Regions from separate parts of the Homo sapiens genome. Here region 1 is linked to region 2. Evidence: read pairs that join two places in POLR2A ChIA-PET (ENCODE). Cell type or tissue: GM12878. All regions are shown on one strand. Each heading gives the region's core, and the rest is flanking DNA. Links, peaks and the distances in the headings are about the cores only.

Region 1 (5,379 bases), core at 284-5,283, 51 kb before region 2:
AATGGCTTTGGAGGCTTAGAAGCATCTTAAAGTATGGGCCGATCTACTAGCTTTTGACATTGGATCTGAGTTTATGCCAGCCGCAGTTGAAACATTGCTGACAACCAGTACTGAGAACTCTCATGGCTTGCAGCCTTCCCTCAGGCACTCTTCTGGAATTCTCCCATATCTTGAAGATGTGGAGGGAGCACAGATATAAGTAATAATGACAGTAATTTATTAGATGATCTCGCCTTTGTTCTCTAGGAAAGTAGTTCTTTCCAGAATGTTATCTTTGGAGCTACTCTTGTTTTGAAACTTTGTTTTAAATCAAACTCAGTTCTGACTGCTTCGGCTTCTGGTGAGAATAGTATTATGAGACCCAAGAATAATTCAATAAAAACACATGCATTGAATGTATATTCATGAGTCCATAATGATACTCAAAAAGAATACTGCCAGAAGAAACTCATTCGAGGCAGCTAATACCAATGTCTTATTTTGACATTGTGTAACTGAAAGAAAAGTGCGTCTAATGTCCTTCAGGTAGGAACTATATTTCAAGGTAAACAAATAGCTCCAGTTGACAACATAAAGCTTGAAGAATGCCAGCTAAATGTAGAGGGATGAAAGTCATAATCTTGCAATTCCTAATGAGAGGGATGAAAGTCATAATCTTGCAATTCCTAATGAGAATGTAGATCCAGGCAAGGACTATCAACCTGTGCTTGAGGACCTCAGGGGAGTGGTTGATGGGACTTGGACATCTGTATGGTGCCAAAATAACAGTATGATGATGTGGTTCTGGTCTTCAGGAGAAAAACAGAATTGTACAATGGATGGATCAGACCACCATCACCCTCACCTAAAGGTTGATCCTAGCATCAGGAATAGTGGGACAACCAGTTATTCCATGTCTCCTGGGGTCATGAATTCCGATGTCACAGCATCCCCTGTGACGCAGTCTAGCCAAAGATGTTTAACTTGGGTCTAATCAATATGTAGATGTAACTTCCAGGAAATACAAGGGAGAGAGGAACAAGCTAAATGACACCACTGGCAAGCAATGTAGGGGGCCTCTATCGGCCACTGGCCAAGCAGCTGCAATAAGAAGCTACCCATGAAGAGACTGGAGGCTGGATTAAAAGATAGAGAGAGGACATAAAAGCCAGGTGCAATGTGTGGTCCAGGATTGGTTCCTCGTTTGGACAAAGAAGCTGGGAAGGACATTCAGGGAAACATTTGGTGAATTTGAATAATATAATGGCTATTAGATGATATTAAAGAATGATTATTAATTTTAGGTGTGATAATGTTGTTGTTTGTCAAGCAGGAAAGTGTTCTTTTTTTAAGAAATGTATTTTGGGGGCAATGTCATGCATGATATCTCTAACATAACACACAGCTGGACACTATGTGGGAGACTGACTGTGATGTTCAAGTCCCCTGTGGAAAGGTTGAACAAAAGTAGACATTTAACCAACATACTTGTCAGAGACTAGCAGGTAATGTGTAATTATAAATTGCTATCAAATTACTGAGTAAAAGTTTTGTGAAACATTTTCTAAAGTTTGAGAGTAAAGAGTAAAAAAGAGTAGCATATTAGTTCAAAATAATGAGGAAGGCATTATCATAGGAAGATAACAAAATTTTAATACGTGATACCTGATTTAATTTTAATATTGCTACTAGAACCTAATTTCCACTTGTCATAATGAAGAATTTTTATAACTTTTCTTCACTTATTGCTACTCAAAATCTTCATCGACTAGTAAAAATCAACCACAGGGCAACTGTTATAAATTATGGTATGTCCATATCTGAAATATTATGAAGTCATTAACAATTAAGATGTGGATTTAATATTTGGTTAATATTTAATGACATGAAAACATTTATGCCAATGTTCAGTGCAGAATATGCAACTTTATTACAATATAGTCCTAATTTTATGTATTAATAAGTGTAAAAGATTTAGCCCCCAGGTTATTGCTGAGAGAGGGATAAATAAGTACCATTTAATGTAGTCCTAGTATCATTAATTATTAAAAGAATATAAGAGAGAAAAAAACACACATGAGGAGACAGTAAAAAACTGTTTAGCTGACCAAGTGAGTGCTGCATTATTGTCTGTTTTAACAAGGGAGTAGGTTTTCTCACCACATTCAGCCAATGTGGTAAATTTTCTAACATGATAAAAAGAAACTCCCAGTTTTACTCATTTCCAGAGCTGAAAGTTGAAGAGTTGAAGCCCTTTTGCCCTTCTCAGAATGACTACACTTAAAGTGAGCTTCCTCACCACCAAGTACCAGAACAAATGGTGGGCCTGGAAAGGCAATTCTGCTCTGAGGAACGTGAAACAAGCATAAACCGAATGTGATGGCAGAGCTGTCACACCTTGTGGCCATCGATTACATTTCCACTGACCGTTCTATCACTCTCCAGAAGGGTGATCATGCCTGTGCTGCTCCCAGAAGACCCAGATCCACCGAAAGAAATGCAATCCTTCCCCACAGGCAGCCTTTCCTGAGGAGAAGAAGGAGCTTCTCTAATTGTCACATGAGTAGAAAATGTTGAAGAGACCTGCCTCTTTCAGAGGAAGGGTAAACAGAATTCTAACCACATTTTAAAACACCTCTTCCCTCTGCTTATTGAAGTAGGATACTCAGCAACAATTCAAAAGATTGAGGTTTACATGCACTGATGAGGAACGACCTCCAAGCTTCATTGTTCAGTGAGTGAAACCAGAGTTAGAGCAACAGAGCTCACAAAATCTCACTTACACGCACTACATGCTTCCACATGCAAACACGTGCACATGCACACACATGCACAGACTCTTGCAAAGAAAAGATGAACACACACCAAACTTTTAATGATAAATATGTATGACGAACTAGGAAAGGGATGGAATAAAAGGGAACGTTCACTTTTCTTACTCTATATTTCTGAAGTTTTTGGATTTTCTTTTTATAACAGGAGGTAAACATTTAGTTCTTATGTAATTTTAAGAGAGGGAACGATGAATTCATACACTTCTGGTAGAAATGTAAAAATGATACAGTCATTTGAAAACAGTTTGGCAGTTCCTCAAAAAGTTAAACATAGAGTTATCATATGACCCAGCCATTTCACTCCTGAGTGTTTACCCAAGAGAGAAAGAAATATATGTTCCTGCAAATACTTGAGCGTTTATAACAGCGTTGTCTGTAATAACCGAAAATCAGAGGCAACCAAATGTCTACAAACCAATGAATGGATAACAAACTGGTATAGGCCATGTAATCGAATACTATTCCACAATAATAGGAAACAACTATTGGTACACATGACAACGTGAATGCATCTCAAAATGATGCTGAGTGAAAGAAGCCAGACAAAAGAGTATTTGCTATGTATTACAATTTATATAAAATTCTAGAAATGCAAACCAAACTATAGTGACAGAAAGCAGATCGGTGGTTGAATGTGGCGAGGGGTGGTGGCGTGGTGGGAGGAAGGAAGAACAAATGGGTCCAAGGACACTTTTGGGGTGATGGATATGTTCACCACCTTCATTGTGCTAATGATTGATCCGGTGTGTACTACAGCAAGATTTATCCAATTGCATACTTTAAACATGTAGTTTATAGTGCGCTAATCATAACTCAATGAATCTACAAAAAAGTAATACATGCTTAATATAGAACATTTTGAAATAATGTAAAAATGAAGACGAAAAATTTAAAAGCCCCTACACTTTCAAAAAGAAAACCGTTAACATTTTGGGGCTTTTTCTTCCAGGAAAGTTTCACGTCCACCATACAGTCAGCTCTACAAGGGCAAGCCTGCCTGATTCACCAGCCGTATTCACAGAACTATGCTGGAAAAGCAATTGTGGGATAACTAAGTTTGGATCAATAAATGAATGTGTAAAAGAGCCTACCCTCTTCATTTCATAGTATATAATGAGGGCTTTTTCATGTCACTAAAAGTTCTTTGAAAACATACCATGGCTTCACACCCTTCCACTGCCTGGATCTACAGTAATTGATTTTAGACTTGGGTTGTTTAGAGTCTTTCAATATAACCAATAGTGCTGTAATATTCAGCTTTGTGTATACCACAGAAGACTTGTATTCACCATAGAGGCTATCCCACAACAATTAATGGATCCAATTAAGTAGGTTAACAATTTGGTTTTACATTGTGTAGCTAAAAATAAGATAGTTGCGGCCAGGTGAAGTGGCTCACGCCTGTAATCCCAGCACTTTGGGAGGCTGAGGCAGGCGGATCACTTGAGGTCAGGAGTTCGAGACCAGCCTGGGCAACATAGTGAAACCCCATCTTTACTAAAAATACAAAAATTAGCTGGGCATGGTGGCGCATGCCTGTAATCCCAGCTACTTAGGCGGCTGAGGCAGGAGAATCGCTTGAACCCAGGAGGCTGAGGTTGCAGTGAGCCGAGATCATGCCACTACACTCCAGCCTGGGTGACAGAGCAAGACTCAATCTCAAAAAAAAAAAAAAAAAAAAAAAACCCAAAAGATAGTTACATTTTTCATCTTTTAAATTAATTTGTTAATTGCCTTCTCTTTCACTCAGTTTCCCCTTTGGTAAATGGGAGTAATAATAATATCTTCCTCTCAAGGTGTTGTTAAAATTTTAAAATATGGTGTAAAAACTGCTTATGACAATGCTGGCAGAGAGTAAACTTGTAATGATGGGCACTTCCGGGCCATTCTTGTGCCAGAACTGTCCTTGGCTCCTGCCAAATTCCCGCAATTCAAGTTTTTTTTTTCTTGCACCTGCTAGTCTGAACACATCCATCAACCTTGCTTAAAGAATCTTTGGGGTGAATTGGAATTAAAAGGCAAGGCTGGAAGTTTATATTGTTACTATTTAGCACTTCTTTAGAAAACTCATCTTAGGCTGGGCACCGTGGCTCATGCCTGTAATCCCAGCACTTTGGGAGGAGGAAGTGAGAGGATTCCTTGAGCCCAGGAATTCAAGACCAGCCTGGGCAACATAGTGAGACCTCATCTCTACAAAATATCAAAAAATTAGCTGGGCACAGTGGTGCATGCCTGTAGTCCCAGCTACTTGGGAGGCTGATGTGGGAGGATCACTTGAGCCTGGGAGGTCAAGGCTGCAGTGAGCTGTGATCGCACCACTGCACTCTAGCCTGGGTGACAGAGCAAGACCCTGTCTCAAAACAACAACGACAACGAACAAGAAAACCTATATTAGCCAAAGATAAATGTCAGCCCCATTGGAATGGGTTCCATGTTCTGTCTCTGGATAGCTCTGGTGATGAGAAGGATTCAAGGGCAGCAATTTTCTTTCAAGAAGATTTTCCATTAGGTATATCTCTTAATGCTATATATATATAATGGAAAATCCTCTTGAAAGAAAATTGCT
Region 2 (5,379 bases), core at 58-5,057:
GTGGAGATAAACATAAATGATACTTTGAGAGTCTGCAGAAATTGTCATGTAATACAAAAATATCTGCCATTTCTACTGGTGACAAAGTGACAGGTCTAGCTAGTACTAGTGTGGCATGTTGTCTCTAGTCATAATTGAAGGAAGACTTAAATTTTAATTAGTAGTTAGGGTAAAGATGCCATTTTTTCCCCCACCCATTTTCAAAGACCTTTGATTCTGTGTACCGACCAGCTTAGGAACTCCCTCCTAAACTGACCTCCCCAACGCATACCCCCTGGATACTTTCTCCATTTCTTAAAATTTGGACATGTATGGAACTCTTCTGGATTTGGGGAAGGGGATGTTTTTCCACTCAGAAATGATCTGCCAGTTGGCACCAGAACCCTTGAATAAAAATATAAGCCATAAAAAAGTTATGGTTGTAAACTATTTTACCCTTAGAATAGTTTTATACCAGGGGATTCATTTAGAAACATCCTCCTCTCCAAGACTGAAATTTCCATCATTGCGCCCTAGTGCTTGGGCTAATGGATTTGAGGAAGACGGCCTGGTTCCAAGATTCAAGGATCACAGGTAGAGTTAAATTAGGAGACAGATCAATTAGTTCATTTCCTCCTTTCCTCAAATTCTAATCAAAACAGTGGTGACACAGCAACGTTCACCAGGACCACCTGCTCCAGCATCACCTGGAGGACCTGTGAATGGACCAGACCTGATGAACCAGAATTGGAATGGGTGGTGCCCATGGATCTGCATTTTTTTTTTTTTTTTTGAGACAGGGTCTCACTCTGTCCCCCAGGCTGGAGTGCAGTGGGGCAATCACAGTTGCAGCCTCAAACTCCCAGGCTTAAGGGATTCTGCCACCTCAGCCTCCCCAGTGGCTGGGACTAGAGGCGCCTGGCTAATATTTGAATTTTTTTTGGTAGAGACGGGGTCTCCCTATGTTATGCAGGTTGGCCTTGAACTCCTGGCCTCAAGTGATCCTCCTGCCTCGGCCACCCAAAATGCTGGGATTATAGGCATGAGCCACCACACCTGGCTGGATCTGCATTTTAATATGCCTTCAGGTAACTAAAGCAAGAGAACCTTCTCCTAAGAATCTCTCTGCAACTTCCTTTTATTTACTGACACCTAATAAATGAACAGTTGACTCTGGAGCAAAACTGAGCCCTGGGTGAGTCTTGGGCTTTTCCTGATGGCTCAATACCTGAAACTTTCATAACCAAAGAAGATGGGGGCCTGATCCAGGACCAGTTCTGGTCTCCTTGTCCTTCTTCCACTGGTCACCTTCAGGGCATGAATGTGTGGTCCTCTTTCTGAGACCACCCAACAGCTGGGTGGCGTCCCTGCTGGTGCAGAGGAGCTGCCTCTTCCAAGACCTTGGGTTCCACATAGGAACCCTGTCGCTCATTCACAAGCGTCGTGGGAGGACTGGACTGAGGCTGCTGCCCCTGCTGCTTGTGAAAGCATGCAGGGCCCTGTTTGTGAAAGCTTGCAGGGCCCTGAAGCCACCTCTGAGGCAGAGGAACAAACCGGCTTGTCTTTCCACATCAGCAGTCACTGCCTTTGGTGTCTGTTCCCTCAATGGTCCAGGCTTCCTTACATTAAAGTGCTGCCTCCACCAGATGCATGGGGCAGCTTCAGCCACACCGACACCGTCATTTCTCACTGCCCCTTTCTTCCAATGAGAAAGATGGCTTCTGCTAAGCAGCCCTGGGTCCAGCCCTCCTTGCAGCCTTTAGGGAGGCCCTTTCTGTTACCCCTCTTTTCTCATCACTGCTTTGCTCTCCGATCTTTTATCCCCGCACCGCCCACCTCCGCCCCACCCTTCTCCCTCACCAGCTTTCCTCTCTCAAGCCAGGGAGAAGACAGCACCTGCCCCACTGACCTGGAAGACGGACGTTTTGGCCTCCCAGAAATGGCTTCCTTCTCTCCTCCGAGGCTCAGTCAGAGTCGGCCTTGGGAGCAGAAAGCGGGGGAGACCTCCTGAAATCATTTTTTCTGTGATGATTCTATGGACCCACAGGCCCGAAGACAGACCTGTCCTAGAAACAAGGACTTCCTTTTGGTAAGGACACTCATGCATCTCAGGTTTTGTTCATTTTTTAGCTAAAAAAGACTTAATTCATTCAAGGCTTTAGATGGGGCTGTCAACTCTTAGATAACCTCAGTGCCAGCATGGTGGGAGGTGTGAGGAAACCACACTAGTCTCCGACCTCCCCAGAGCTTGCAGGATGGGGGCGGGAGGAGGGGACACACATCAAAGCCCAGAGGTTGGCCATCACCCTTCTGCTCGCATTACCATCCTTCTTCAGAAAACAGCGGGTGTGGGAAAAGTAAAAGGCTGACCTTTCCCTCACCCCTAACCCACTTTGAATGTCTTTCATAATTGCTATGCTTTCCCCCCGCCCGGCTTTTGAGGCTTCAGCTTCAACTGCTGTCTCAAAAAAAGTCCGTTTTCTCATCTTGGGCTACTGGTTTCACCATCTGTTTGCTCTTCAGATGTGTGTGGGTGGCAAGAGGAGATTTTTCCCACGCGTCTTCAAACTGAAAGGGCTGACCTTGCTGTGAGGAGCCTTCTGAGTCACCCAGGAGTCTCTGCATCCTCAGCCCTCACCCGGCAGAGTGGCAGGGAGGGGCGGGGCACCTCTTTGTGCCACAGAGCCTGTGAACACTGAACTGGGCCCGGATTACCTGGAATCAAGCGTGGGGCTTGGAAACCCTCCAGCAAAGACTTGGGTCATCTTGAGTTATTCTGCAGTTTAGCAGGGTGGGGTGAGGTGGAATGGAGGATTTTGACCTGGAGGTCCCCAGATCCCAGCCCCAGATGCACAGCACACACATATATGTATGTCTCAACTGTTTCTTGTTCTAGCCCCCAGCCCATGAGGCCCCCAAGCCTCAGGAAGGACTGTTGTATTAACAAAGAAACTCTCTGGCTCTGTCATTTGGGGCAGGTGGAGTAACTATCTGCCATTACTGCAATCTGGTTACTAGATAGATACTTGATCTGAGGGTACCTTTTTATTTTTTTGAGACAGGGCCTCACTCTGTCACTCGTGGAGTGGCATGATCTTGGCTCACTGCAGCCTCTACTGAGTTGGGACTATAGACATGCACTACCACACCTGGCTAATTAAAGAAAAAAAAATGTAGAGACGGGGTCTCACTGTGTTGCCCAGGTGGTCTTGAACCCCTGGGCTCAAGCAATCCTCCTGCCTTGGACTCCCAAAGTGTTGGGATTACAGGCGTGAGCCACTGCGCCCAGCCCAAGGGCATCTTTGACATAAGAGGGGGTGCAGGGGGTGGGACTGAGTGACCAGCTATCATTGCCTGTATCTCCTCCTGCAGGCCCACCCTTTCCCTCCTCTGCCACCGGAGTGTTTCAGGAGCCTCTATTCCTGGCAGAGTTAGTCGCCAGTGGGAATGCTGATGACTTTTTGGCGACCCAGGGCACTGGGACTGACCCGAGAGGTCAATTCAGTATTTTTTGAGTCCCTTCCTGCCTGGCATGTTGCTCGATGCTGCGGTGGGGAGAGAAGGGAGGAGGGAGATGAAGATAAAGATGAAGGATTCACTGTCTTTTATCCTTGGGAGAGAACCAGAGTTACAGAAAATGTGACTTCTTCCATGGAGTAACAGATTAAAGAAGAGGCCAAACGAAAGTCTGGCAGCAGGAGAGGGCTGGCGGAGGAAGGGCGGTGAAGGGGTGGTGTGGGGAGGTGTTCTTTTGAGGTGCAGAGCACTGCAGGGACAGAGCCCTGGTCATCCCTGGAGTGGGGGTGTGAGGTGAGTGTGGGTGGGCTGCCCAGCCTGAGCTCAGTCCAACATCCAGCAGTGACCAGGGCATGCCCCTCTGGGCCTCTGTCCAGGCTCTTTGCTGACCCAGCCAGAGAAAGGTATGCGGGAATGGGAGGGCTGACTTCTTCCTCTGCCAGCCATCTCAGCCTGGCAGTCTTGCCCAGCTTTGTACCTCATATTGACCAATCATGGTTTTAGGCCATCCATGATGCTTCTCCCCAGCCCCATTGTTCCGGTAAACTCAGAAGTCTGCTCTTTGCTCAACATGCTCTGTGGGTGCCCTGGGAGATCTGGACATTTGAGCTGAGGCTAGAAGCCCATAGGGCACAACAGCATGGATTGAAAGACAGGCTGTCTCAGGCAGGTCTAAACACCACCCTCACAGCAGGCCAGGAAGCAGCCAGGTGCCAGGCCACCTGGAAACTTCCCAGAACATCTGCTGGCTCAAGTCCTCCTGAAAAGCCACCATAAAAGATGCTCTATTTCCCAGCAGCACAGCTCAACCCCAACTCAGCTCTGTATAACTTCGTGGTGCACTTTATGTCCCAAAAAAATGAGAGACAAATGTCTAAATGTCATAGTGTTTACTTTATTTAAATCCTGAGGTTAAAAATAAAGTATTTCCACATGGCATGGCAGACACTATAAAATAATATGCTTAGGGATACAAAAGTTTTCCACCCCCATTGAGCAGGTGGGGTGCTGGTATTTGATGTGCTTCTAGATAATTCTTTGGCAGATAAGAATGAATTGGGGTCCCAGACCCACCATCCCGTAAGGCCACATGAATTGAGGATTAATCAATTAAAGTGCAATTCCAAATGTTGAGCCTTCCAAATGAGGCTTGGGTATTGCTCTGCAGCCACCAGAGGCAGAGTGTCTCTGCATAACATACATCAAGCAGCCTTTTTCTTTTTTTAAATCAGAGATGCCTCCCCAAATTTCAAGATGTACTTTATTATTTTAAAAGTGCTTAAGAGGAAAGAGAGAATTATTAATTCAGTCTCTCCTGTTTCCTTGGAAGAAACATAATGAAATGAGAAGAACTTACTAAAGTTCCCCTACAAAGTGCTTTCTTGGTAAGTGTTTTGTAAACAAGAATGGCCGTCTCGATGGTCTTTGTGTACATGACCATCCTTGGTTCTAAGCATCACGAATGGCTTCTCTCTGCTTTAATTCCCAACACCTCTGAGCCAAGGACAGTTTCTTGGCCTAAAGAATTCTCATATGTAGAATCATGCGCACTTTTAAAACTGAAACTCCTTTAAAATTTCATCAGTGGACATCCAACCATATCATAAAACACAGGCTCTGTGATTTCATCCCCAACTGGCGATTTCCTTTCATTTGGGCCTGAAATAGTTTCACCACCTTCGATGATAATTTTAAAATTTCCAAAACACCATTTATTCTTGAGTTATATGACGTGGCTTTTCATTTCTATTCTCCAAACCCTGTGGAGTTTTTCAGTTCCCGTGTCTTTGCCTGCTCTTGGTCCAGTCCACCTGGAATCCAGTGTGTTGAGGTCAAGCACTCTGTAGAGTCCACTTGGACCTGGAGGACAACACTTTGTGCCAA

Evidence for each region. Peaks named below come from ENCODE experiments on the same cell type or tissue, not always from the same donor. Only the 100,000 strongest peaks of a DNase experiment are listed, where the experiment ranks them.
Region 1: POLR2A ChIA-PET joins it to region 2 with 20 read pairs; 7 of 35 experiments call an interaction of 5 or more read pairs at or near these places.

Annotation. Positions count from the first base shown.
Region 1 is chr3:45,862,674-45,868,052 of GRCh38, forward strand. LOC124909374 (a long non-coding RNA gene) reads left to right here and starts at 2,281. Exons shown (of 2, transcript XR_007095900.1): 1 at 2,281-2,582; 2 at 3,763-3,898. It also overlaps a transcript of LZTFL1 not described here. In GM12878, for the core only: no CTCF peak of the experiment used is centred there; a DNase peak (open chromatin) is centred at 2,218; H3K27ac peaks cover 1,325 bases.
Region 2 is chr3:45,913,533-45,918,911 of GRCh38, forward strand. FYCO1 (FYVE and coiled-coil domain autophagy adaptor 1) reads right to left here. Exons shown (of 18, transcript NM_024513.4): 18 at 4,371-5,379. It also overlaps a transcript of LZTFL1 not described here. Among named protein-coding and RNA genes, the nearest start is that of CXCR6, 27 kb to the right of the region's middle. RefSeq lists enhancers at 1,737-2,936, 2,376-2,645. In GM12878, for the core only: no CTCF peak of the experiment used is centred there; a DNase peak (open chromatin) is centred at 2,409; H3K4me3 peaks cover 1,209 bases; H3K27ac peaks cover 1,979 bases.